2 separate regions of the Homo sapiens genome follow, and region 2 is linked to region 1. A link is a loop called in an ENCODE intact Hi-C map of the cell type or tissue named here. Cell type or tissue: mammary epithelial cell. All regions are shown on one strand. Links, peaks and the distances in the headings refer to the core of each region. The heading gives the core; the rest is flanking DNA.

Region 1 (11,960 bases), core at 1,865-9,864:
CTTCTTGAGTGAGGCAATGCCTCACCCTGCTTTGGCTCACGCACGGTGCGCTGCACCCACTGTCCTGTGCCCACTGTCTGGCACTCCCTAGTGAGATGAACCCAGTACCTCAGATGGAAATGCAGAAATCACCCGTCTTCTGTGTCGCTCATGCTGGGAGCTGTAGACCGGAGCTCTTCCTATTCGGCCATCTTGGCTCCACCTCTTACGTCCATTTCTAATTGCTAATTAAAAGTGACACGTAACTACTTAGATTTGAGAAAAGTCAGGTGATAGTCTCCTTGGCAAAGAGATGAAAATGTAAACTCTGCATCAAGATTATTGCTACTAAACAGACTGCAGTTATAAAATGAGAAAGCTATTCAGAACATACAGTTTGTAACCTTTGGGAAATGGCTTCTTGTTGCCAGCATAATAGTCTGGAAGTTCATCCAAGATAAATGCAAATGCATTTATCAATAGTTTATTCCTTTTTATTGCTAAGTAGTATTCCATGGTATGTATTTACCACAGTTTATTCACTTGTTGAAGGACATCTGGGGTAATTCCAGTTTTTTATTATCACAATAAAGCTGCTATGAATGTCTGTGTGCAGATTTTTGTGTGAGCATACATTTTCATTTCTCTGGGATTGACACCCAGGAGTACAATTTTGGGTCATATGATAGTTGAATGTTTACATTTAAAAAAAAAAAAAAAAAAAAAAAGAAACTTTCAAACTATTTCCAGGATGCCTGTACCATTTTTCATTCCTACCAGCAATGTGTGGGTGATCAAATTTTGCAGCATTCTCACCAGCATTTGGTGTTGTCACAATTTTTAATTTTAGCCTAATGGGTGTATAGTGTTGTGTGTTTAGTTTTATTTTAAAAGGATAAATACACTGCTCTGGGAGGCAAGGGAGAGAGTGACTAAGTCCAGGGAGCAATGGATGTGGGAGTGTTGGGGGCAGTAGAGATCTGGTTAGGAAAGCTTCCAAAAAAAGGTAACATTTGGGTTGGGTGTTTTTGGTTTTTTAGACAGGGTCCCACTCTGTCACCCAGGCTGGAGTGCAGTGGCACAATCATGGCTCACTGTAGCCTTGATCTTTTGGGTGCAAGCAATCCTCCCAACGCAACCCTCCCCAACCCCGTAGCTGGGACTATAGGTGTAAGCCACCATGCTCAGCTGAGCTGGGCTTTTAAAAACTAAGTAGATGTTCAGAAACTGGAGAGAAAGGAAGAATACATCCAGCATAACGAATAAAATATTCAAAACCAAGGAGACATGTGAGAGCATAAAGCACGGAGAGAAGGTTTACATAGGTGGAGCCCAGCATGCCATGCTTGCACGAGGAGAGTGGGAAGAAAAAGGGAAAAGAGAAAGGAATCAATGCAGGTGGAAAATGACTTGTGTGTCATACCAGGGATTCCAGCTGTGTGCTGCAAGTACAAGGAAACCCTCTGGTATGATAAGGACAATGACAGGGCTGTTTCCATGCACTATTAACTATACCTCACAATGTCACCCGTATCTGTCCCCTCCCTTTCTTTTCTCACTATCATTCTAACTCAGAGGCTCACCATACCTTGCCTGGAGAACCCTGCTTCAATTAACCCCACCTACTGATACCAAAGTCATTCTCCTTAGTCTCAGAGCCCATAGTATGTTATTTCTCCTTCAGAAATCTTTGTTGGCTCTTTTCTCTGAGCAGAACAAAGTCTGAACTCCTGAGAGTGCATTTAACAGAGGTGATGTGGTGCTACTGTTTCCCTCTGAGAAGATAAGCTCCAGGTTTATGGGGCCGATTTCTATTCTCCATATGGGTAGTGCTTTTTACAGCTCCTAAGCTAGAAACCCATGTTTCCTCTACCTCCTTAGCCTACAGAAGTGCTCCTGATTCTGAAAGACTCAGGCTCAATGTCACTTGTTCTGTGAGGGTTATACTAATCCCCTTCCTTCCTCCACTCCCAAATTTATGCTAATCACTCTTACTTTGGGTTTCACCACTATTTTACTCATATCACCATTAAAGTGTTTATTTCATCCTACTTTGCATTACGGTTAGCCTACAAATTTTCTCCTCAAATAGACTGTAAACTATTTGATGCCAAGCTTTGTGATATGGATGTAAAGTAGAAACTTGAGTTGTGCATTTATTTAATATCAATGCACCTATGTGCCCAGGATTTGGTTATATCTTAGGGAAGGTATATAAACTCCAAAAGAGTGTAGAAACTAGGAAGGGGATACAATATGTTTAAAAAATAGTAACGTAAAGCAGAATATAATTTGTTTCTTAAAAAGCCAAAATTGACAAATGGGATCTAATTAAACTAAAGAGCTTCTGCACAGCAAAAGAAACTATCATCAGAGTGAACAGGCAAACTACAGAATGGGAGAAAAGTTTTGCAATCTATCCATCTGACAAAGGGATAATCTCCGGAATCTACAAAGAACTTAAAAAAATTTACAAGAAAAAAACAACATCATCAGAAAGTGGGTGAAGGATATGAACAGACACTTCTCAAAAGAAGACATTTATGTGGCCAAAAAACATATGAATAAAAGCTCATCATCACTCATCATTAGAGAAATGGAAATCAAAACCACAATGAGATACCATCTCACACCAGTTAGAAAGGCGATCATTAAAAAGTCAGGAAACAACAGATGCTGGAGAGGATATGGAGAAACAGGAATGCTTTTACACTGTTGGTGGGAGTGTAAATTAGTTCAACCATTGTGGAAGAGACAGTATGGTGATCTAGATCAAGGATCTAGAACCAGAAATACCATTTGACCCAGCAATCCCATTACTGGCTATATACCCAAAGGATTATAAATCCATCTACTATAAGACACATGCACACATATGTTTATTGCGGCACTGTTCACAATAGCAAAGACTTGGAACAAACCCAAATGCCCATCAATGATAGACTGGATAAAGAAAATGTGGCTCATATACACTGTGAAATACTATGCAGCCATAGAAAAGGATGAGTTCATGTCCTTTGCAGGGACATGGATGAAGCTGGAAACCATCATTTTCACCAAACTAACACAAGAACAGAAAACCAAACAACATATGTTCTCACTCATAAGTGGGAGCTGAACAATGAGAACACATGGACACAGGGAGGGGAACATCACACACCACGGCCTCTCGGGGTGTGGGGGGCTAGGGGAGGGATAGCATTAGGAGAACTACCTAATGTAGATGACGGGTTAATGACTGAAGCAAACCACCATGGCACATGTATACCTATGTAACAAACCTGCACCTTCTGCACATGTAGCTCAGAACTTAGAGTATAATAATAATTTTTAAAAAATTAGCCATATGTGGCAGTTCACATTTGTAATCCCAGCTACTCAGGAGAAGACTGAGGCACAATCATCACTTGAACCTGGGAAGTGGAGGTTGCAGTGAGCCGAGATGGCACCACTGCACTCCAGCCAGGACCACAGAGCAAGACTGTCTCAAATTTAAAAAAAAAAATTATTGATATATGATAAGAAATAAAACCAATTTTTCACCGTACAGAGTAAAAAAGAATAATGCAAACAAAAAGCCACATTTTCTCTATATGCCTCTAAAATGTGACTCTGTGTCTAACTTTATTTCATTTGAGGTTCTCCAGAAACATTTTCCCACAATTAAAAAAAAATGAAAACAAAAAGCAAAAAGCCAGGTTTGCAAAAACTGTGGCAAAGTCTACTTTAAACTTTTATTTTGCACTTATTTTTATTTAAAATAAACTGTAGTGTAAACTTGCTATTTTATCAAAATAATTAAACATAATGGAATATTAAAAACTATTTCTACACAGTAAGGACTCTAACAATAAAAGAAACCAAAAAGAACGTGGTAGTATAGTTTTTAAAATGCATAATATTTATGCAAACCTCAAATCCACTTCTGATAAATGTATGCAGATGTAAAAGGTGAGTAGCACATCAACAGTACTGCCAGTTCCGGACACTTTTCAAACACAAGGTCTCAAATGACAACACTCCCAAGAATGAGGTCATGGTGACCGTTCATTACTTCTAAGATGTGACCAAACTATCTGTAGTAGCTTTTAACAATAAAAATATAATCAGAATTCTTAGAACAAATATATAGGATGCAATAAAAAATTTATCCCTCAGTGATGTGTCAATGAATGTGTTGATCTCACTTGAATTTTATGCGAAAGACTTGACATCTCCTGCCTTTTTTTGGTAATTTACATAAGTTATCCTCTAAATCAAGATAAAGTAAATGTCACCTTTCTCTAATAGAATCAGTATTCTATTTCTACAGTGTAGTTATGGTACTCAATGTGTCTTCAATTTAACGAAAAGGAAAGAGGAATATATGTCATACTGACTTCCTAAAGTGTTTAAAATAAATATCACAAACATGTAAAGGCTAAAGTAGGATTACTGGGACCTCTTCTCCCCTGGACACACAATTATTAGGATTTGATGACTAGGACTGTATTTGGGGTTCTTATATAAACTAGGTTTTTATTGTTTCATTTTATTTCATCGGGTCAAGCAAATATTCTTTAACTGTAAAAGAAATTTAGAAATATACAGGTCATGACTTTTATTATCTTCTAAAATTATAGCTAGTATCTCAACTATATCTTTGGATAGGCCTTTAATCAATTTTTAATCACATTCTCTACAAGTACCAGGCACCGCAATCAAAATTTCCTTCTAACTTATTGGACCTGAAAGGAGCATAATCTTTTGGAAATTCCAACACACTCAGTTGAACACACAGATTTCCTCGAAGCCAAATTTTATTTTAGCACTCTTCTTTTCTGATTAGAAAATGAAAATGAAACATATTTAACCATTGTGTGTATCAAAGAAATTGAATGACTGTACCTCCAAAGGGAAGCTCTGCTGGCTGGACAATACCCACATAAACTAATGCTAGTGAGGTTCAGTGTAGCCAAAAGGGGAATTGCTTCTTATAAAAGTGATTTTTTTAATGTTTAATTTTTTTTTCAGTTTTTCCTTTTCCTTTAAGATTGAAGACAGTCTGAAAGAGTGTTATGAGGCTGAAAGAGTGTTATGAGGCTAAACAAAGGAACAAAGGAACACACTGGAGAGAAGAATCAGGGTGAAAAAAGAGCCATGGCAGGGAAATGCCATGAAAGTTTCTGATGAATCTATTTTATTGTATTAAAGTGTAATCAGAAAATAAATTCAAACAGGAAAGAAAGGAGAGAGCCTTCAAAAGTCTGCCATTGTTTCAAAAGCAGACCAAAAGAAAAGTAACACTAAATTAATGCTTCTCATCTGATTAGTGTTTGGAAATTACATTCCACTTTCACCTACATACTTTTTCTTTCCTAATACTTCAAAAAGGTAAAAAAGTTAGTTTCACACCACCTACCACTGCAGCGTTCAACTATAGGCATGGCATACCTTCTCTTCACGTCTCTCTGCAGAGAATCTGCCTTCTCTGTCTTTAAACATGCAAAGAGTAGTGGATTCAATCATCCATGGTGTGAAGAAAGTCTGCTAAGACTGCATGGATCCGACAAGATGGTGGATAGTTGACTTCCTGAGCATAACTAACCCTGCTGGTCAGAGCTTACGTCATGTACTGTATTGTAGACGCTGCACCTTTACTTCATATAACTTCTGATTATGCAATCGGTGTAAGATATTCCCTTAATGACACATTTGACAGGATTAAAGGGCACTCTGGGGGTTTCTCTACAAATAAGATAAATCTGTAAAATGTTATTGGCAAAATCTTTCTAATTAAATCCACATGAATGGGACAGCTGCAACTTTACTGCAAAACTCTTAGTGAACCCTTAGTTCTATTTGTGAAATTTAAGCCTTCAAACAATGATTGGGGAGTCAGAAATGAAAGATAACGGCTACCAATAGAGTTGGATTTGCAAAAATATTTTACATCTTTTTATAGTTTGTCATCTAAGACATGTTTAGTCTAAAAGCAGAAGCCATGAATATAATTTCTGTGGCCTGGGTGCTGGCCATATGAGACTCATATGGCCTCAGACAGAACACACTGAGTCAGCCTTGTGGTCTAGCGTGAGGAGCTCATATCCATGGAATGGAGCCCCACGTGCACCAAACAGCTAATGGAATTGAGTCATCAGTGTCTGTGGGCTAAGTCACTTGTTTCCAAACCAAGGAGCTCTTTAGAATACAGATTCCCAGACCACACCCTGGATCTAATACACCTACATCTCTGAGAGTAGGGCCCATGGATGTGTACTTTTCAAAGGCTTCACAGGTGATTAAGATAATCAGTCAAGTTTGAACCAGAGGACCAAATTAAAATTAATCTACGTGGGCATGAAGAGTGGGAGTAAGGTCTTCCATCTGCTCACAGACAAAAAAAAAAAGCCTCTAGAAGTCTGATTATTCACTTATTTCTCACCTACATGTTAGTGAGTTTGACTGATTAAATGATTTATTTTCTCTCTAAAAGCTCTAAAAATTTTCTTTTAATCTTGAGGTTGGAAATTTCAGTAGGATGTAGACACATAAGTGCACCCTTTTAATCTGAAGACTCAAATCTTCAGCTCAAGGGAAATTCCTCTGTTACCTCCTTTTCATCTTTTCCATTTACTATGTTCATGTTCTCTTTTCTGGAACTCCTGTTAAGTGTTTTTTAATTAATTATTTTCCTTGCATTAGATTTTTTTCTACTTTGCCAATCTATAACCACTGTTGTCTTCTCTAATTACTCATCTTCCTAAGAGCCTTATCTTTCTCCTCCTTCTCCTCTCCCTCCTTTTTCTTCTTTCCTTTTAATAGATAATCACCACTTGATTCTCTCTAAAGATCTGTAAAAAGTGTCTTTGGTTAAGTTTTCATCTGTTCCTTGAATTATTTATTTTATAACCTTGGATCAGTGGCTCTGTTAGTTCATCCTTGTCCTCCTATTGGTTTTCATCAATCCTCTGTGGTGATATAGGTCTGATGTTCCACCAGGTCTCAACTGTGAGTGAAAAGGCTACTTTTAGGTTCTATGTAAATATTTAAGGTGGGTCTACTGGACAGTGTCTGTTAAGTTTCCTGAGGCATGGACTGGCAGGTAGGCAAGGAGCTCATGCCCTCTCCTGACTGCCAGCCTAGGAAGGTGATGAGTTCAGCAGAGAAGCACTTCAAGGTTTAACCTCCTGACAGCAGAGTGCTCCTTTTTTTTTCCTGGCTTCATGCCCGTGGGCATCTCAAGTCAGTCCACAATCTGATCTTCTTCTTGCTCAGACCCGAAAGAGATTAATTTTGATAATACTTTTCAGACTTAGCCTGACATTGAGTTCTATTTGTGCTTGCCATTTAGTATAGTGGCGTAAATGATAGGACAGAACAGTTGTACTGTTCAGATTTTAGCTCCTGTTTAATTACTGTGATGGCTGTCACTTGATCTCCTTCTCTACATTAGGTCACTCTCAGCTTGGGGATTCTCAGGATTGTGTCCTTTCTAACTTGCAAAAATTCTCACAATTTTCTACCGGCTGATGACATTCTTTCTCTCTTGCCAACACTATTCTGAATTTCTCTCTCTTTCTCTCTCTCTCTCTCTCTGTGTGTGTGTGTGTGTGTGTGTGTGTAATCTTTTTTAGGTCACATAAGGAATTTAGGGCAGGAGGAGAGCTAGATGTGTGTTCAGTTCAATCTCCTCCTACAATACCCTCTCTTAGATTACTCCCATATTAAACCACTGACACATTTAACCACAAAAATACAATAACACAAACATTAAACCACATCATTCCTATAAGAAACAAGTTTTTTAAAAGCCATAAAGCTCCTAAGCTAATGATATTTGTTTCTTCATGAAAGCATAAATAGATGAATTACTTTTTATTTGACCATTCTTTTTTATTTTCTTTGTCAGCAAAAGCAGTTTTATCTGACCAGATGCCTTTTTTTGTAGAGGAATATCACTAGAATTGATCAATTAAACCATTTGGCTATATATAAAAGTTTCTATCATTTTCAAAATATTTTCAGAGTAACCTAAAGCAAATCTATCATTGTAACCTACTGTGTCATATAAATGTATAATACAAATGATGCTTACAGCAGATTGTAAAATATCTACATTAATCCTCAGTCCCTTTGATAGTTATAAACCATCTGCAGTTGCTAGTTACACAAAGAAACCATCTCATGCCAAAGCAGAACCACCAGCAAGGGTTACAAATTTATCTTAATCTGTATGCATACTTGCCTTGGAGATTGAATTTTGAAATCATATTATTTGCTATTTGTAAATGTCATTTAGTCACTATCTCCCAAACACCCAGAGTGAAGAGTAAGGAATCACTCATAAGTCACAAACTAATTCTATGTGTTCACTGCGACATTAATCTTAAATATACATATAATCCAATTGGAATGTAAGTTCAAAACTAAGGGCTTCAGAGTATCCTTACCCTATTTCCAATTTACCTGCCAAGGGCAAACTGGGCATGACACTTGACCTGTGACACAAATTTGCCTATCTTGCACTCATACATTCAGTTTGGTCTTGAGGTAATGAGACAGTATTCTACATAGATAAAAGTATGAAAGGAGAAAAATAAATTTTTATAGCGAAGAGTAAGTTGTCCAGATGCCTAAAACAACAAACTATATAATTAACCTGTGGGCCACAGGCCATGAAAGCAAGTTAAATGCATATCTAAAAATCAGGAGATGGGAATACAGCTGTTAATAATGCCAAAAAGTATGATTAGTCTTTTCTTTGTTAATTTATAGACATTTTAAAAATCAGTTATATATTAGGTCCCTTGAAATTATGAATTAATAACAAACCATCATTAAAGTAGAAAAAAATCATGAAGAAATCCAGGCATATGCGGGTGGAAGATCCTACAGTATACATGCAATGTAGGCCCCTGACAGAGAGCCAGCAATTGGATAATGTTAAAATGATACATAGGCCATAAGCAAAACAATACATTTTATATATATTAAATATATAAATACATATATTATATATTTATATATAATTTTTAAAAATATATAGCATATATATTTGATATATACTATATAGTCTATATAATATATATTTAATATTTATATTATATACATTTTTAAAAAAATTTAAAATATTTTCCAGTGAAGACACAAAACTCATGTCATGTTGAGTTCAGGGAGAGAAACAAATAATAACCTTTTATTTAGTGTGTAGAGATTATTTTTCAAATCTGAAGTGGTATGAGGATTTCAAGCAGGGAAATCTGAGGAATAAAGCATCCATGCAGTATAAATTTGCTAGGACCTCCACAAAAAAGAAACACTGGGTGACTTAAACAACAGGCATTTATTTTCTCACATTTCCAAAGGCTAGAAGTCCAAGGCCAAGATGTAAACAGCATTGCTTTCTTCTGAAGGGCTGTGAGGGGAGTGTCTGTTGCAGGCACCTCTGCTGGGCTCCTAGGTGGCTGTCTTCTTCCTGTGCCTTCACATCATCTTCTCTCTGTGTCAGTGTCCAAATTTCCTCTTCTTATAAGGACATCAGTCATGTTGGATTAGACTGGCCCTAATGACCTCATTTTAACTTAGTTGTCTTTGTAAATACCCTGTCTCGAAATATGGTCACATTCTGAGGTACTGGGAGTTCGGACTTCAACATATGGATTTTTGAGGGAACATAATTCAGCCCATATATACATGCTATGTATTTTTGCTAAGATGTTTTTTGGAGTCTTTGTTTTAGTTTGTTTAAAGAGCTACAGTGAATGGAGGAGTAAAGCCTTTCCACTTAATTCAGAATATGTAAGTTCACCAGAACCCACATAACTGAATTAAATGTCAAGCAAGAGCCCAAAGTAGATGAAGGAAGAAATTCTACATATTCTTTACTAGAAAAGAAGCAGTGACAATTTGAAGGAGACACCTTGATCCATACATTTGGCCCTTACTACCTCATAGTAACAATAATACTATCCAAAGATAGAGATTCATCAACAAATTAGAGAAACACTTTTAATTGCAAAGTGAACAGATAAATTTAGGATTCTTTATGTTAAAATCAGAGTCAATTACGTATGAAACTTCTTTACTGGAAAACACGATAAAGTATTGTGATTATAATGATATGGGATATCAAATCAATGATATTGTTTATTCTCAATTTTTCAGTTTTCTGATATCTATATAGGCTGATTTTCATTATTAGAATAAGTTCGTTAATTGAAGTATTTGGCTTTTTTTGTTTTTAGGTTTGTCTTTTTTATTAAGAGGATATGAGTAGGAATATGAAAAATGTGAGATTTCCTGGGCTTTTTTTTACCCTTAGTGAAAAACCAGGCAGACCTGCCTGAATACCAGTGAAGACTAGCCTATCACTTCCTGCTAACATATTCCATTTCAAAATTTTCACCATGAAACATGTATGCATTTAAAATAAGAAGCTAAAGCAAATCTATTTCAGCAAGGCTTTTGACTTTAGATTTATACTCTCCCCTCCAGACATCATCAGCTCCCTGGAAATGCCACCAATGAGTCTAGGTTGAAAGAAGTCAAAAGCATTGATGTTTCTTGGCAAACACATATTCCTCCCTTCTGACTTTCAATCATAGCTTCAAAACACCATGGGATGATGCTAGGTTCTGCTTCACTTACCTTGGGATGTGGCCTGTTTTAGCTCTTGTGCTGGTGACTCACCAAATACATCTCTTTTATTAATTCTTATATCTATTACTATCAGTCAACACTGAGGCTGAAACAGCTTTTCCAAATGTCAGAAATAAACAGTGTTTTCCTGTAAGCTTGGAGGGGAAAAAATAGATGAGAGCATTGGATATGTAAAACCCTACACTCTATATAATTGGCTTAGAAAACTGTGTTTTTAAATCTGTCTTTTGAAAGTTGGAGCCTATTCTAAAGTTTTAATTGTCCCTACTCAGATTTTGGGGCCAAGATTTGCTTGCCCTATTTTCAGTTTTCTGGTATCTACACAGAAGTTGATTTTCATTATTAAGACAAGATTACTGGTTAAGGTGTTTGTGGGTTTAGGGGTTTTGCCTATGTGTTTGTTCATTTGTTTATTTGGAAGTGTTCCATTTACCATTTACTGATTTTTCCTTAAAAGCCTTCTATCTCTGCTCCTCATAGTTCATAACTATAGTTACTGCGTCTTCTCTTTAAGTGGGAAGGGATAAAGGGACTTGGCCTCTCTAAACACAGAGGCAAAATGTAAACAAACTTAAAGCCTCCTTTTGGTAGAAATTCTACAGAAACCTTCACATGTGTTCAGAGACATATAAAACTATTCATTGAAGTATTGTTTGAAGTAGCAACAAACAGAGAAACTATAATGTCTGTTGATGGAAGAGAATAAATAAACCATGGGTTATCAAATCAATGGAATACTATGCGGCAGTTCAAGAAAATGAGGTGGATCCATGGGTATGTAAGAGACATTTACCAGACATTTAGCCTAGAGACCCATTTCTTGCTTGCAGAGATGGAATATGTGGAGGGTTTAACATGCGTAGCTTGCCCATGTTTGGAGAGATGGAATATGTGGAGGGTTTAACATGTGTAGCTTGCCCATCCCTTATATATGTCCCTATGTGAGCCCAGAAAAAACATTTTTTATAACAAGGCCCTTAGATATTTGATGGAGATACCAGCATTTAGAATATTTAGAAACAAGTATTTGAATAGTGCCTGACACATAGTAAGTGCTCAAAAAATGTTCTCTATTTATATTGTCCATCTACACAGGCACCTACAGCATTAAATGGAATAATTTTACACTGGGGAATGTGAAACACACCCTTTGTACTACTGCTTGCTGGCTTTGAGCTAACACTAATTCCTGGGGACTGGGAATAGCTCTATAGTCTACGAATCAGATTAAGGGCATAGGGGATTCAGGTTTAAAATGGAATGTTAGCATCCTCATCAGTGGGCCCCGCTGGAATCAATTATGTGGTTATCTGTAATAACACACTCAGGAGCTGAAGAAC
Region 2 (11,960 bases), core at 1,501-9,500, 68 kb before region 1:
TGCTTTAGGGTTTTAGGGAGGGTGAAGGAACAAATGGGCTTAATTCTTTCTTCTGCCAATGCTCTGGACCCTTCAGATAACACTAAACCCGGGTACTTCACTGAGGTTTGGCAAAGCTGGGCCTTGGATTTTGAAACTTTATATCCCCTATTGGCTAAGAAATTGAGAAGGGCCTTGGTGCCTTCCAGAGAAGCTTTCTCAGTTGGAGCACAGAGAAGAATAGCATCTACATACTGTAGGACTTTACCCTGAGAATGAGAGAACTCAGAAAGGTCTTTAGACGGTGTTTGTCCATACAAGTGAGGGGTATCCCGAAACCTTTGTGGCAACATCATCCAGGTTAACTGGGCAGTCTGGCCAGAGAGATCTTGGAAGGCAAATAGGTATTGTGAGTCAGGGTGTAGTGGTATGAGAAAAAAAAAAAAGGCATCCTTTAGGTCTAGCACTGTGGGCCATTTCATTTCCTCAGGTATTTGGATTAGCAAAGTATAGGGATTAGGGACTACTGAATGAATTGGGACTATGGCCTCAATGAGGCAGAGGTCCTGAACTAGTCCCCATTCCCCATTGGGTTTCTGCATCCCTAATATTGGGGTGTTGCAGGGGCTACTGCAGTGTCTGAGGAGGCCTTTCTTCTTCAGATTATTAATAATGACCTCTGGCCCTTTTCTAGCCTCTGGCTTTAGGGGATATTTTCTTTGGTTAGGAAAAGAAGTGGGATCCTTAAGATGTATTTGGACCAGTATAGCAGTTATAGCCTGGCCAATTTTCCCCTGGCTTGCTCACACCTCTGGGTTAATATTGGTTTACACCAGTGGAAGTCAAAGAGTCTGTCCTGGGGCCATAAGGATGCTGGCTCCCATGTGAGCTAAAATGTCTCCACGTAATAAGGGAGTGGGACTTTCAGGCATGATTAAAAAGCCATGTGTAAATAGTAGGTCCCCCCAGCTACAACTAAGGGGTTGAGAAAAATATAGGGTTAGAACCTTTCCTGAGATGCCCTTCACAATCGTGCTACGGGAAGAGGGGAAGCCTGGATTGGAAAAGAACAGAGAGACCAGCTCCAGTGTCCAGAAGGAGGTCTACCCTCCTTCCTTCAATTTCCAGAATCACCCAGGGCTCCTGGGCGTAACGGCAGTTTGGGCCACTAGAGTTGAGGAATTGAGCCCTGGGACCCATCAGTTCTGCTGGAGCATTTGGGAGACCAGTTCTGGACGGAGATGTCTCTCCGTCTCTGCAGGCAGTCCGACCTCTAGTTGTCCTTGCCACAGGCTGGACAGGGTCGAGGTGGCTTCTTACTGCCAGGACAGTCCTTCTTAAAGTGCCCTGGTTTGCCACATGGATAGCAATTAGTGGATCCTGTACTTTACAGACCTCTAAAGCAGCCATCAGAGATTCCATCCTTCTCCTGTGCTTCCTCTCTTTTTCCTGGGCCTCCTCCCGATCCCTGCTGTAAAAGACCGAGGTGGCTACCCTGAGGAGGTTCTCCAGAATACTGTCTGGTCCTATTGCCTGTTTCTGTAATTTTCTTCTAATATCAGGGGCTGCCTGAGTAATAAACTTGTACTTTAGGACTAGCTGTCCTTCAACTGAGTCAGGAGACAGGGAAGTATGTTTTATTAAGGCCTCTTAGCCTTTCCATGAAAGCCAAGGGATTCTCATCTGGTCTTTGATCTGTTGTGGACAGCTTAGAGTAATTAAGAAGTTTGGCCCCAGTTTTTCATAGGCCCTCCAGTATGCACATTAAAAAGTGTTTACTCTTCCATTCATCTGTGGGGTCACTACGGTCCTAGCCAGGGTTTTCAGGGGGTATTGCTTCTCTCCCTGTTGGGAATGGTTGTTCTATAATTTCCTCCACTACCTTATCTCCATTCTTCTTTTTTGGTCTGCTATAAGAAACATGTTATTTGTCCCTGAATTTTTCTGCTGCCTGCAGAGCTGCCTGCCTCTCAGCAGCTGTTAGGGTTTGGTTTAACATAACATCTCTCCATGTGAGATCATACACCTGGGCTAGATTTTGGAAAGCCTCTATATAACTGCTGGGGTCATTAGAGAACCTACCCAGGTCTCCTTTTATTTGTCTAAGGTCTTTCAATGAGAAGGGAACCTGAACCCTACTGGCACCATGTCCACTGGGCATTTCATGCAGGGGTAAAAGCGAAACTGGGGAAGTGGGGAGTTTTGGAAGTGGTGAAACTAGAGGAGCCAACAGTGCAGTTGGAGGAGGGAGCCCTGGATAATGGGGACAAGAGGAGCTGAGACACTTAATAGTTGTCTCAGGATTCCCCAGAAATTTGTTTTCTTAGCTTTGGGGTATCATTCCCCATGCATGTTCCAGATATGGCTGCTAAAAGAGCTGGGTCGATTGTGCATCGCTTGCAGAGGTCTGTGTTGTCCCACAGGGCAAAGAAAGCCTGTACATAGGGACTTCAGACCATTTGCCCTTCCATCTACAGAAAAGATCTAATTGTTGGATAATATTAAAATCAAGACTTCCCTTAGAAGGTCAGGTTTGTCTGTCCCCAAGCTGGTAAGGCCGCCCCCTTGTGCAAAATAATGTAAGCCACTTTTTCTTCAGAGTCTTGGGGTCAAAGGACTTCCAGTGCTTCAGAATGCACTCGAGAGGAGTGCAGGCTGAAGATGGTTTGTTACCCATCTAGAAAGAGAGGGGGAAGAAAAGACGTCCCTTAGTCTTCTCCCTCCTTTTGGAGTAACCCAGGTGTAGAGGAAGACAGTGGGGGCTTCCCCACTACTATTCTCCTTCCTTTGTTCCCTGAGCCCTGGCATCCATTAAAGGTGCTGCTCCTGGGTGCAAGTGTGACTATTTCTGCCTGACCCACTCCTCTAGGTCCTCCATCCATGGACCCGGAGGAGTGGGTCAGGCAGGAATAGTCACGTTCACCTGTGTGAGACCCTAGTCCTCCGCTAATTCCCCTTTGATTCCTTAGATTTGTATGGCCAGCGTGTCTCCCCTATAGATGGATCTCGGGAGAGACTATGTAATAGTTGCATCTGGGCCAGGCCCCTCAGTGAAGGCAGTATTCTGAATTGGGCCCTATATTCTGCTATTATGGTCTGATAACTGCCAAACCATCACCTGATGGTCACCTGACATTCCTGGTGTGTGGTGGGGGAGCCCTCTCCTGCGCCACTGAGGCCTGACTAGCTACCTACTCTAACACAATAGCTATTACTATGAAGAATTGAAACAGGAAATATCTTGAGCTTTCAAATTTTTTCATGAGGGATGAGCTCAGCATCCAATCAAGACTCAAAATGGGAAAATTTCCAAACCACATGATAAGCAATCCAAAAAAGAATGACCAGTGTCCATTATCTAAGCTAGCAGAAAGGGTGAAAGGATGGGTGGCATGATAAATTCTTGCCCTCTGAGATAAGCGCTCTGTGGAAATGGGACATGGTGTGAAAGGAAAGGAAAATCTTGGGAGCCCAAACCCACTATTCCTAAGGGAAAGTTAAGCTTGAGAACTAAGTGATGCAAAAACTACCTTCCTTTTGTTCCCAAACAGATAGCTGTAATTTCACATTGTGATTGTATCCTATGTAAAAATATAGATTTACTGAGCACAAGATGAATGCACAGTTCACTTTTCCCCTCCCTCCATCTTTCACATGTAAAATGTAGGTTCATAAGCTCTAATCAAGGCCTCACAAGAGTAACTACCCTGCCCACTTTTTTCCCTTTCCTCCTTTCCTTCCTATTTGCTTCTTTCCTTTTAAATATTTAAGCCCTCAAAAACCTCTTTGGGAAAGGCAGAGGCCACAGATCCTACTGTAACTTGTGTTTCTTTTTCCCAGGTGCATCCTCAACCTTGGCAATACAAACTTCTAAATCAATTGAGATCCACCTCACTCTCTTTTTGGTTTACAATAGGATGGACTGTGAAAAAGTCTGGGGCTTCATAGGCCCCGGACTGGAAAAGATTGGCAGCCAGAAATCTGTGTGAGGAAAAATCCTGGTACAAGGCAGAGTGAAGAGAAGGGAGGAGATGATTGCTAAACACCTCTCCACTTGACAGTTGCACCATGGCCCACACCTGCTCCCCGCCACCCTGAGATCATATGGCATTCTTCAGCAGTAGACTTCAAGTATTTTTGCTCATATATCCCCTAAAAGAATTTTGCAAACTATTTACATCGCATAGACTTTTAAGTTAACATCTAGAATTTTTATCATAAATTTAAATAGTTGAAAATGTGGTGATTTCTGGCACATAATAGAGATGCTTTAAATATATTTTCCTCAAAATCTTGAAGCTTCTGATTTAGTTTTTTTAATTTTTAGAAATTGTCTTTCCTTATAAGGAAAATGACAAATAAGGTTCTCAGTTTCAAATTGAGGAAAGCAGACTTAATTTATGTCAGAAAAAAATCTGACTGTATTTGAATTGAAATATATGTGTGAATCTACGTCCCTGTGCTAACCATCTGACTTCTGAATTCCAGTTTTAGAAGAGATAGAGAAGGCATGGAACTCAGCCATGAGTTTGAGGCCTGATGAAATAATGTGTTGCCCCCTCTAATATTTTTCTACTGGAGCCTCTCTTTGTTTTCCTCTCATACAATACTCCCTCATGAGCTGTGAAGTGTCAAGTTTTCCCCTGAGTAGCTTAGTGGTTAAGTCCTGAGCAATGCACCATAGTCAAATTTAGGATAAGTGAAGTGGGAGGAAGTCAGCTGCAAAAGGGGAAATGGGAAGAGAGAGCCCATAGACCACAGACACATTTGTATGTTGCCAATTTAGGAAAGAATACATTTAGAAGTATGGAAGTTTATTCCTTAAAAAGATCTCAGCTAACATGCCCACTGGAAAATCTTCATATACCACCCCTTAGTGTGTATGTCCCAGTTTAAAACAAACAAAAAAACCCTAGAGTAATATTTAAATCAGTAATCTTTAAATTATTGTATGTAGTTTTTCCATCAGGATGCATATAATAAATGTACTTGTTTTATATCTAGTGTTTTAGCAAATCAGTACTAATATGGTGGAATGGGTAACACTCTTCTCCTCCTTATCCCCTCTACAACTAAAGAAAAGGATCACTTAGTAAATGGTACTAATAGTTTAGATTACACATTGAATTCTACTGTCTTTTGCTAGAAGCTTAACTTTTTACGGGGCCCTAGAATGCCTTTAGTTCTAAATTAATCTTGGCAAAATATTTCATTTAATTGTGATATGATATGAATATTTTATAAAGTGCTATCCTACTTAAAGCAAATATATAATTCAAGAAAAAGCAAAATTTAGTATACTAAGGAATTTTGCCAAAGTGTTTTAAAGAGGAGAGCCAATGAGTTGGGGAGCTACTGAGTCCTTGGTTCTTTACCTACCATGGTAGGAAGCCTAAGGGCCTTTGGAGCCAATACCAGCAAACCACTTCTGCAGAGGTCTGGCCTCAGGGCAAGGATCTTTCTGTACCACATGTTCTAAAGCTTGTGCTGGCCACATATATTTAGACAGTTTTTAACCTAGGTTCCACTATTATTGTCAAGTTGGTTTTAAATAGAAATCTTCCTTTCTTTCTCAAATATGTACATGATTGATGCAGAATTCTATAAGAAATGAGAAATCCACACAGTAACCTTTACACATTTTCATGGCTGGCAAAATCCTTAGGGAACTTCTGTGTTATTCAATTTGTCAAGGCAATTCCTGTGTGGCAAACCATGTTTTCCATTCTCAATCCTTTACTTGCTCTCTGAATGGTGAGAAACTGACACTCACAGATAGACTAAAAGTTAAATAAGTGATTAAGTGATTGAATGGATGAATGAAAACCTATTAAATGCAAAGCATCTAGCCAAATTCCTCTGGGTTAAGCAAGTTTAGTCCTCCTCTCAAGGAGCAGATTATTCCTTCATTTCCTTTCCTTTATATTCCCCTGAATTTGTCTGCAGGCAATTGTCCAGTAATTCTAAAAACTCCTTGAAATGACTAAAACAGTAAAGCTGAGACATGACAGACTGCTGGAGAGCTAGACTTGGGGTGAGCAATGCTGAAATCACCATGAACTGCTCTCAGGGTCTCAGGAAAAGGGCGAGGCAAGAGCAACTAGGCCTATGGCCCTCAATTGCCTGAATTATGCAATACTCTGATTTAGCAAGAGCAGAGGGGATGGTAGAAGGGGAGAGGTGAAACAGAGAGGAGATGAGATATAAGGCAACCAAGTTAACTGATTACACAGCTCAGGATTTCTCTTTAAATGTTAGGCTCCCATAAGGACAAATTCCACTCCATCTGTTACTAACACCAAATGAGAATAAATGTAGTCCCCCACCCTCAAAGATATAATGGTTTCTTTGAAAGTGGCGAATTTAGTTTAATCTCTAAACTTTCCCTTCTATCAACACTGGATATTGTTAAAAATGTATTTTATGATTATGTTTTCAGAAATTTTTTACACCTTTTAACCAGAATGAGTTTTATGTCAAGAGCTGCTAAAGGGCTCCCTAGACTTGATCTTCTGTCTAAAGTGTAAGCTTTTATACTCTACAAAGGAAATGATGTCGTCAGACCTATGCACATGACTTTGTGACTAGAAGGAGGTCAAGGATTCACAGTTAGTTAGCTGTTAATTGCAAGCCCAGTAGCTATTTCCCTCTCTCCTTGTAAAGGGAACTCTAATTTGTTTTAGTGTCCTTCAGCACAGCTGACTTGACCTAGCTCAGGCATACATCTCTGGTCTAAGTCACTCACAGCAGTCTCTCTCCTCTTGCCTGCTATGGGTTTTGTCATGAGCATCTGACACAGATGTGGTCAAGGAGTTAAGACAGAAGCCAGGTTAAGTCTTCCAGGAAAGGTTTCCTTACTCAAAAATAATGTCACAATGAAGACACAATCCACTTGTCCTGCTGGATGTTGTGATGGTACATGATAGCTCTTACTTATGCCATCATTGTGCATCTATGTGGGGAACTAGCCTGAGTATACAGCTAAGACACTGAGCATGGCAGGGTAGAAGACAGAAAGAATTTGGATCTTTGACAAGGCATTGAGATGCTGAATTAAATAATCCAGGCACTGTCTTATCTTGCCCCTTCTTCTTGTGCCCTTAGTATTTAAACCTTCTGTGGTGGTTTTAAAATATGTCCACAATTCTTTGATTCTCTTTCCTGTAAGAGATGAAACCTAATTCCCCTACCTTGAGTATGATTTAGTGGATTTAGCTAGATTGAGTGACTCACTTCTCACAAGCAGAATAAAGTAGAAGTGATGGTATGCAACTGCAGAGGCTAAGCCATAAAGGCAGTGTGGCTTCCTCTTTAGTCACTTTCTCCTGGATTACCCAGACTGGTTGAAGCTAGCTGTCATGTCATGAGGACACCCAAACAACCTAAGGCGAGGCCCACATGGTGTGGAGTTTAGTTGGTCACCTGCCAATCGATAGTAGGTCAGTCATACTGGAAGCCGACCTTCCAGCCTAAGTCAAGACTTCAGATGATTGCAGTCTCTGCCTACATTCTGACTACAACATCATAAGAGACTTAGAACAACCCAGCTAAGCCACTCCAGAATTTCTGACTTGTAGGAACTGTGAGATAATATATATTTGTTGTTTTAACTCATTAAGTTTTGGGGACATTTGTTATGCAGCAGTAGATAACTAAAACAATTTCTAAGATTGGATTCTCTGACCTTCTCAAACAAAGGCATAGTAATTGATAAAATGTTCTAAAAGATTGCATCCTAAAACCAGAGAATTACAGGTTCCTCCATGGGTCTTCTGGTTCATTCTCTCTTTTTTTGAAAGATTGCGTAATGCTCTTTGAGATAAATAGATATCTTTCTCATTAGGCCTTCCGAAAAAGGAGACAACAGTTGTTCCAGGGCATTACTTTCACAACCATCTGGTGAGAGGCTGAAATCACTCTGGTTATGATTAAACCAATTGCATCTCATTGTATCCTTAGAATAGTGTTTCCCAAACTTTCTTACAGAAAAAGTATCCTGAATGATACTAACTGATATTCTACAAAAAGAGTGGGGGAGACTTTGAGTTTTAAAATAAAAATAAAGCATATTAAAGACCGTGGAGACTTTTTGCAAAAAAAAAAAAAAAAGAAAAGAAAAAGAGAAAATCTGTTTAATTTTTGTGTAACTTAGAATTTCTCAAAGGCAGGGTAACTATAGATGGTCCCCTCCATGCTCCTTTCCTCCAATAAAAATACCTATGAGCATTTCTTGGGGCATAAATGTTGTACCAAACACATGGAAATATGGGTGTGGATGAGAAAGAGCTCATCACAATATACACTGAATGGAATGTATTAACATGAATGATCAAAATAATCCAAAACACTATACTCAAAATAACATAGCCATCCCACAGTTATACAGTCACATTCATTATCTGAGTAATCCACAGCATCTAAGTTTAGACTTAGATCTTGAGTCAGAAATAGTACAAGAATTATCAATGTGCAGTTAGTAGCAAGTAGGACTCATATACATTTATTCAAAAAGATCAGGACTTGTCTTCAAAACTCCAGACATATAGATTAGTTTCTTGTTTCCTATTAAACAACAACATTTTGCCCCCTCCTTTTAAAATGTTTATTTTATTACTGCAGGAAAATGTTTCATCTGAAACATTTGGTATAAATAAAAAACTTACAGAGATTTCTTAAATATTGATATCTGGTATATAAGACCCTGAATTAGCATGCCTCTGCCAACTAAAAGGTCACGTAATTCACCTATGATTCATACTGCCGCGGAAGCCAAAGCCCTCTTGACTGGTAGTGCCTTGGCAACAGAATCCCTGGATTCTATCATGTTAAGCCCGAAAGTCAAGTGAGTGAAGCCCCACACTCCTACAGTGAGTAGGAAGACCACTCACAGCAGTTGATTAGGACTTACCCTAACCAGACAAGGTCCCATAAAGGAAACGGTTCTGTCCTGGAGCTGGGCCAAGTTTGACATGCCCAGAATAAAAAGATCCTTCAGAGAGGGAGCTTTGAGGAGGTAATAATTGCCTCTAACTCCTCCTTAGCATTATAACTTTGAAAGAATTTTTTTGACTCTTAAAATCAAACCACGTTAAACCACCCTTTAAGACTTCAGCAGAAATGTGATCTATGGGAACAAATGTATGCAATTGGATATATAAGGAACCCCAATTTCTCTCTCCATGCCTATGGTTCTCTGTCTTTGATTCCTGCTGTTTTCACTTTGTCTGCCACCCGGGAAAGGAGGCTGCTTTTATAACTGTGGTTCAAATGAGGACACAGATTATTTTCCTTAGTCAGTATCCTTAGTAGGAAGGAGACATGCTGTCATTTAGGTATTTGTTATCTTAAAAGGGATCTCCAAAAGAAAATAAATGGAATTATGGAATAATTTTTCAGTGGTCAAATTTTAGAAGATGGGATTCTAATACTATAACAATTGCACCTTGGCCCTAGTGGCAGGTAAATCTGTTTGGACTCCTTTTTGGCTTATTAGCTCATTGCCCATACCCCTTTATTGAGAGACAGAGGAAGTATTGCCATCCAAGCCAAGGACAGAATGACTACATTTCTTCTCACTCAGACCCATCACTCCCCAAACTTTCAAATTCCAGTTTTTCCCTGATATGAGGGATTTCTTGTCTACAGCTTTCCCAATTTCCCATATCCAATTCATCAGCAAGTCTGAGAAGGGTATCACTGAGTCCCAGAATTTCTATGAACGAAAGAATACCTGAAGAATTCTTTTTGCTCTACTTGAAAGAAAGTCTATACTGTAGACTGCATTTATAAAGAGAACCCACAGCTACTAACCCAGAAGCTAGGGAGGACTTAGATAGTCGCAGAAACCAGAAAGGGTCTGTAACCAAAATGCAGGTTCAGTTGCTCACCACTTGCAGAATTCAGCTAAAAAGAGCGAGGTTTGGTATAAAGAAGGTGACTTTATTCCAAAGCTTAGTTTAGGGGAAGAAGTACAGCCTCCTTCCTTTAAAGTACCATTTTCCTTTTGGGGACAGAAAGCAGAGGCTTTTAAAGGGGGACTTTGCACAAATAGTATGCAGAGGAGGGAATGAGCAGGTGCAGGGTCTACGTGGCTTGCTTTGGTGTCTTATCTACCAGATGGTTGAGCTGCCACCATCATGGGCAGACCTAGGTTGTAAGGTGAATGTTGTCTCAAGATACTCTCCAGGTGAGAGAGAGTTCCATTGCGGGCATACGTTGGGTTATAAATTGACTGTTGTCTCTTGGGGCAAGCTCCTGTTAGGAGAGATTTCTGACTCTTATGCTTCTAAGTAAGCATATAGTTGGATAGTTAGATAAGCTTACCATATAGGGAGTATCTGGTGAAGGGAAGGTAAAGGTTATAATTGCATTTCTAAAGAGCTAAGTAGGAAGTGGAAAATAGGGGAAGAGGAGGAAAGAGAAAAGAACATGAAAAGATAGTAATTAAAATAACTCATTTTCTTTCTCTTAGAAAAATGGGGATACTCAGTTACAGGTACACTGAGTGAAGCCACATAGGACCAGAAAAGAAAAATAGACTAGGCTCACTGAGTCTATTTGCTCCCTGGAGTTAAACATGAGCTGCTCAGAGAATTCTCCTTGACTCTCAGGAGGAATGTATGGCCGCAGTTCCATGTGGGGAATCAGCCTACATTACTTGCTGTCTTAAGCAATGAGTTGCTCAATACCCATTATCTGAGGCCCAACACAGGATTATCCCAGTGGGAAGCTCTGCTAACACAGGTGGCTGAGCAGCCTGGCGGCAACAAGCCTGTCCTGGAAATATGGAGAACCTCCTGGGAGAAGAGGCAGCAACCTCCAGGTGAGGGAGGCAATAATTCCAGCCAGACTTACCTACACAAATTTGGAGAGCCCACAGAGCCAGATGCTGCTTTGCCTATGGGAGCTACTGTCATGGAAGAACACATTCTGGATCCAGATCCGAAACATAGTAGGGTGGGTGGGGCAAGTGGGTAGAAGGGGTGTGGAAGGGCCATCAGGGAAAGAAATAGTACTTTTGTAGGATTAAAAGCTTTTAGTAACTATTTTTCTAGATAAGAAATGTAGATATACAGTACTTTTGAAAACTGGTAATTTCCCTCCAATATTTCCCCACTGTCTCCTTTGATACATTGCACTCAGAGCAGCCAAGCTGTGCTCATGATCACATGGGAGGGAGGTGACAATGGAAAGCAGATAAATGAACTATTGCAGCCAATTGATGAGCACAGAGAGAGGCTGTTTACTGAATGTAGGCAGATAGGACCTTACACAATATCCCAGAGATCAACTTACCCCAGCACGGCTTGGACTTAGCAGAGAGGACCAATGGACCTGAAGGGCCAGGCACAAAGAAACAGGAAATCTAAGCTTTGAACAACAGAGACCAAGGACTGAGGACTAGAGGGGAGGATGTACCCCTGCAGGGAGGCATGCTACAGAACACAGAACAAATGAAGTCTTACTCCTTTCTACACTGTGGCACTTACTACACAGGTACTTTGAAATTTAGCTATAACTCCAGGGAGAAGGCAGAGATAAAGGCAGCTTGATCAAGTTTCCACTTTTCCAATAAGAATAAAATAAAAATTAAGTTTGAATATAGACAAAAATAAGGGCATAACTGGTTTGGGATAAGATTATCCCTGCAACAATCACATTAAAATAGAGTAAAATTGTAACGTCCACTCCTCTTTCAGAAATGTAAAATGCACATCTTAGAATAGAGGAATACCATCCCCTTTCTATCATTTTAATGGTATGCCCCAGGCTTTAGTACCACACCTTGATAGGAGGCTGTACTAGTTTTCTAGGGCTGCCATCACAAAGGACTACAAACCAAGTGGCTTTAAACAATAGAAATTTATTCTCCCATAGTTTTAGAGGCCAGAAGTCCAAAACTGAGGTGTTAACAGGGCCATGCTCTCTCTGAAGGCTCTAGGAGGGAATGCTTCCTTGCCTCTTCCTAGCTTCTTATGGTT

Evidence for each region. A loop is a pair of places that touch in the nucleus more often than their neighbours do. Peaks named below come from ENCODE experiments on the same cell type or tissue, not always from the same donor. Only the 100,000 strongest peaks of a DNase experiment are listed, where the experiment ranks them.
Region 2: a loop joins it to region 1, with 2.2 times the contacts of the local background. A loop is called at or near these places in 2 of 110 quality-filtered maps.

What each region holds. Positions count from the first base shown.
Region 1 is chr5:111,991,912-112,003,871 of GRCh38, forward strand. The region is part of intron 3 of NREP-AS1 (NREP antisense RNA 1); the gene reads left to right. Among named protein-coding and RNA genes, the nearest start is that of NREP-AS1, 85 kb to the left of the region's middle. RefSeq lists enhancers at 1-248, 5,591-6,790. In mammary epithelial cell, for the core only: no CTCF peak of the experiment used is centred there; a DNase peak (open chromatin) is centred at 6,080; H3K27ac peaks cover 320 bases.
Region 2 is chr5:111,924,046-111,936,005 of GRCh38, forward strand. The region is part of intron 1 of NREP-AS1 (NREP antisense RNA 1); the gene reads left to right. It also overlaps a transcript of NREP not described here. Among named protein-coding and RNA genes, the nearest start is that of NREP-AS1, 18 kb to the left of the region's middle. In mammary epithelial cell, for the core only: no CTCF peak of the experiment used is centred there; DNase peaks (open chromatin) are centred at 6,036 and 7,276; H3K27ac peaks cover 1,628 bases.